2 separate regions of the Homo sapiens genome follow, and region 2 is linked to region 1. Evidence: chromatin loops called from intact Hi-C (ENCODE). Cell type or tissue: dorsolateral prefrontal cortex. All regions are shown on one strand.

What was found. Peaks named below come from ENCODE experiments on the same cell type or tissue, not always from the same donor. Only the 100,000 strongest peaks of a DNase experiment are listed, where the experiment ranks them.
Region 2: a loop joins it to region 1, with 5 times the contacts of the local background. A loop is called at or near these places in 30 of 110 quality-filtered maps.

What each region holds. Positions count from the first base shown.
Region 1 is chr20:33,297,882-33,300,381 of GRCh38, forward strand. BPIFB1 (BPI fold containing family B member 1) reads left to right here. Exons shown (of 16, transcript NM_033197.3): 8 at 2,018-2,103. LOC124904888 (a long non-coding RNA gene) reads right to left here and starts at 643. Exons shown (of 2, transcript XR_007067566.1): 1 at 552-643; 2 at 236-341. It overlaps LOC105372594 (a long non-coding RNA gene), which reads left to right and starts at 332. Exons shown (of 2, transcript XR_936685.3): 1 at 332-963; 2 at 1,190-1,972. In dorsolateral prefrontal cortex, CTCF peaks have their summits at 1,422 (motif pointing left) and 1,621; a DNase peak (open chromatin) is centred at 1,430; H3K4me3 peaks cover 442 bases.
Region 2 is chr20:33,094,777-33,097,276 of GRCh38, forward strand. BPIFB4 (BPI fold containing family B member 4) reads left to right here. Exons shown (of 18, transcript NM_182519.3): 12 at 324-377. Among named protein-coding and RNA genes, the nearest start is that of BPIFB4, 16 kb to the left of the region's middle. In dorsolateral prefrontal cortex, a CTCF peak has its summit at 1,354 (motif pointing left); a DNase peak (open chromatin) is centred at 1,385.

The sequences.
Region 1 (2,500 bases):
CTCCTCATCCTCGGTTTCCTCATCCATAAAATGGGGCTTAACCATCCCTACAACATAGGATTGTTAGTGAGGAATAAAAGTCTACAGGAAAGTTCTGGGCACATAGCAGGTGTCCCTCTTGGCACAGAGAAGCACTTACAAATGCATGCTAAATGGATGGATGGATAGATGGATGGATGGATGGATGGACAGACAGAAGATGCTAAGATTACAAGCATGAGCCATCACACGCAGCCCCCGGACTAGTTTTTATGGATACTTTAGAAAACTGCAGCATCAAATAGTTCTATCCATCTCGTTGCAGTTTCAAATTTTCCCTCCATCCAAAGGGTTTGAGGTATCTGAGAAATTAAAGCATGGGTTAAAAACTGAGATATCTGGTTTAAAAAATAAAAATCAGAGATGATTCGAAGGGCAAAGACGGAAGGAAGTCATTTCTCCCTCCCCCAGCATAGCAGATACGGGAGGGCACAGGCTCCTGCCCCCACATCAGAACTCTGCCATGCTCAGGCCCCCAGAGTGGAAACTGGCGGAGAAGAAGAAAAGTCTACCAACTGCACTTTGGGATCAGAAGAGGCTCATTCCAAGGGCGACCAGAGAGGAGAAGGGAGAGCAGCATGCACTGAGCGCCACAGGGCATCTGCCATGGGCCACGCCCTCCCGCTGGGTGTTTTGTATAGGCACATCTCACTGACTCCTCAGACAACTCCATGAGGTGGCAGTCATGACCCCCCTTCACTGTGATGAAAGAGGCTCCGAGCAATGAAGTCACTGTCCAAGTTCACAGAGGCAGTTGGTGATAGAGGAAGACTTGAGTTCTGAGCGAGTGTCATTCGGATTGAGCCGTTACTAGGTGCCAGTTGTATACATGAAGCAGGAATTACTATTCTACCGCCGTTTCTTTCCTTTTTTCTTTTTTTTTTTTTTAATTCCCAAAGAGTTCTTCCAATCGTCAGATATTTGGTCAGTATTCAGAGTAGGATCCAGAGTTCACACATTACATTTTGTTGACAAGTCTGTAGATTTCTCTTTGTAAATCACATTTTTTTGTTGTTGTTATAGCCATTTTCGGGGACCTTATTGACTTTAATATACTTTTTTTTTTTTTTTGGAGACGGACCTTTTTTCTTTTTTTAAAGTAATTTTTACAGGAGTCATGCTCATCGTCTCTATGTCCTTCCGATTTTAGTACATGTGCTGCCCTGGCGGGCACTATACCCTCATTTTAAGACGAGGAAACAGATTCAGACGCGAGAAGAGACCAGCCAAGGTCACTGGGGCTCAAACCGAAGTCCAGCTGGCTCCTCCGCTGCCCCGAGGACGGGCCCGGAGGTCTCCCTGGAGCGGTAGGCGGCCGGTCCCTGGCCCTCCAGCACTCCCCATCCTCGGCCATACACCGGGGCAGGTGACACACCACCGCCACCTGGCGGCCAAGTGGGGAATTCTGACGCGAACACGAGATCTTTGGGGGGAGCAGAGGAGCCAGTTTGGATTTCAGAGTAGATGTTACCAGGCCTCTGGCTTCCAGCCTAAGCTTCCTTGAGATCCAGGTGCTCATAGGGTGTCCAGACCCAGAACCACCTGCATGGGGGACGCGGCTTTCAGTCTGGTAGGGGCGGTGGAGTGTTACATACAATAGTTCAGTTCCGTTCCAAACCGGGACTTTGGCATAAAACCGACTGGGTTCCCATGCTCTCATAGTATGGCTTTGAACAGGTCATTTCCCTTTCCTCAGACTTGGTTTCACCATCTGTAAAAGGGGGTAATAATAAGACCTACTTCCTAACGTTATCATGCAGATGAACCAGCTGACATGCAGAGGCCTGGCACTTAGTGGATGCTCGATAAATGTCACTGTCATCACTGTTTGCATCATTATTATCAACATCATTATTACCTGCTCCTCCCTACCTGCCCCCCCATGCAACAGTACAGCTCCACCTGGAAGCAGCCCCCCAACTTCCCCCTCCAATACTGCCCTCCACCCTCACAGAACTTTCTTCTTGTCCTTGAGCAGTGCCCATTTCCCTCAGCATTGACCGTCTGGAGTTTGACCTTCTGTATCCTGCCATCAAGGGTGACACCATTCAGCTCTACCTGGGGGTGAGTGTCCCAGGACCTTGAGGGTGAAGTGGGGACATTGCTGCCCTTCTCTGACCACCAGGAGTCAGATAGCATGGGCCTGTGTTAGGAGAGAAAATCCTGGTCACCATTAGGACACGGGCTGATCTAGAAAAATCACTGCAGGCTGAATATGTCCCATGCAAGTTTGTTTTGTTTTGTTTTTTTGAGACTGAGTCTCACTGTCACCCAGAGTGACATGGGGGGGCCCGAGTGGGGACACTGGGCCCTCAGCCTTTCTCTCAGGCAAGTCCCTGCCAATCCCCAAACCTATGACAACCTTGAAACAAAAGCCAAGGATCAAGAAACACAGACCTAAGTTTCTCTCCTAGCTCTATGATTCCCTGGCTATGTGACTTTGGGCAAGTTCCTTTACCTC
Region 2 (2,500 bases), 200 kb before region 1:
GGATTACAGGCATGAGCCACCGTTCTCGCCCAAGAATAACATTTTTAGAGGAGAAATATTCAGGTTTTGCCTGCTGTTCTTTGAAACACTCCTTGGTCAGCTTAAGTCAGCCCAGGTCACTTAACCACAAACTGGCTACGGTGATCTGCGTATGGTGATGATGGCTGGGTAGGCAGGACTTCCCCAGGGGTCTTTCAGGGAGAGAAGACGAAGACGCCCTGCTGGGTGTTGTAAAGCATGTAGGAGTTTAATCACTGTATTAGCAACTCCTGTCTGTACCGATAGCCTCCAGGATTCACGTGGCCCTTCTTCTTGTCCTATAGTTTGAAGAGCTTCCTCCACTTACCACAGCCACACTGGGAGCCCTGATCCCCAAGGTATGTAAGGTGGGCAGGTCCCATTGCCTTCAGCCTCATTCTCTATCTTGTTTGAGAAACTGGATTGGAAGGGAAGATGCTCAGCGCTGGGGTGGGGTGCTCTCCCCCGAACCCCTGCTTGGGAGTGCAGTGACAGTGACAAGGGCTTGCAGGCTAGACCCCCATGGGTGGGGGCGGGGGAAGACACAGAGGGTTGAGGTGGAAAGACCCTGAATTCTATAGGTGGTCCAGCCTGCATAGGCCTAATCCTAGCCTGGCCACTTCCCTTGCTGTGTGACTTTGGAGAAGAGTCTTAACATCTCTGAGCCTTAGCTTCCTCATCTGTCAAAAAAGGCTGCTGATACCTATTCCATAGGTTATCATAGGAAGGTAAATGAGATGATGCATGTAAAGGTGTCAACGCGGGCCAGGCACACTCGGGTGCACAGCTGCTTAGAGGGAAAAGCCAGGCCTTTGGAACAGACAGACATGAGTCAGCACATCCCAGTCATATGACCTTAGATGCACAATTCCTCTCTCTGAGCCTCAGTTTTCTCATCTGGAAAACGGGGTAACCATGCTCACTTCAGAGGGTGGCTGTGGACCTGGAGTCTGCACCAAGGCAAGGAGCAGGCATTTGATCAACATGAACTATTATTGCTGTTGTTAATAATTACACATTACTTCTTTTTTTAAAAAAAAGCAAGTGTGCTTTTGTCCAATTAGTGACCATATAGAGTTGGAACAAAGGCCTTTCCCACCCCAGTTCTGGTCCCATGTCTGGTTCTGGGCCTATTACCTTGCACCTGGAAGCAAAGGGCTCTGTACCTAGTAAGTGTTATGCAGGTGTGAATGATGGCTGCAATCTATAGCCATTTTAGACATTTTTCACCTCTTTTCTGCCTGCCCTGTTTAGTCCTGGGTGGAATTCAAAGGCTCTAGGGGGAGAACAAACTCAACACGTGGTCACTATTGCCCTCATGTGGCTGCAAATTGAACATCGGAAGGATCATTCTCTAGGGTGGTAACAGTGGCAGCTCCAGCCAGCAGGTGGACCCCTCAATCAACTGGACCTTTTATTTACTGGGTCACTTCCTATGTGCACTGCACTTTACAGCTTATGAAATTGTTTTTTAGAGTATACTTTTTCTTTCTTTTTTTGAGACAGAGTCTTGCTGCGTTGCCTAGGCTGGAGTGCAGTGGCACAATCTCAGCTCACTGCAAACTCTGCCTCCCTGGTTCAAGCAATTCCCCTGACTCAGCCTCCTGAGTAGCTGGGACTACAGGCATGCACCACCATGCCTGGCTAATTTTATATTTTGAGTAGAGACAGTATTTCGCCATGTTGACCAGGCTGGTCTCGAACTCCTGACCTCAAGTGATCTGCCCACCTCGGCCTCCCAAAGTGCTGGGAGTACAGGCATGAGCCACAGTGCCCAGTCAGAATATACTTTTTCAATTGGTTCTGATCATTCCCTCTATCCACAGGACCAAAGAGGAGAAGCACACCATTTACAGATGGGGAAACAGAGGCTCAGAGAGGTCACATGATGAGGCAGTAGCAGAGCTGGGGTAGAATAGGGACTGAGTCCTCAGTGGCGCTGGGACTGCAGCAGGGGGGATTCAGGCTGGACCCAGCAATGTGTCCTGGAGACCTGGGCTGCACGGAGTCACCAGGGGAGGGGACTTCTTTCTGTTTCTTTTGAAAGTAATATTGTGGTTTTGCCCATTTCTCTATGGTCAGTTAACATATTTAAGAAGTATATTCCTTAAAGTATGTATTTTTGGTAAGTCAATCATTTGATAAATATGGCAAACTGCCATTTTATGAATTGTCCCTTTAGTAAATTAGCTTTCAGGGAATCAAACTGCAGCAAACAAGCTCAAGTCCCTCCAGCAATCCGGGCTCGGGGGCAGCCTGTGCCTTGCCTGGGACCTCCCTGTGGGATTCCCCAGGCGTGGACTTCTCATTTCAGGAACAGTGTTCAGAGGCATTGGGAGGCTCTGGGCTCTGAGCCCACAGACATGCACTGGAATCTTAACTTTCCTCCTGGCCTTGGACAATTTCCTTGGCATTCCCCTCTGAGGCCCTGTTTTCTCATCTGTAATGTGGAGAAAAAAAAATACCCCATGGGTTGTTGTAA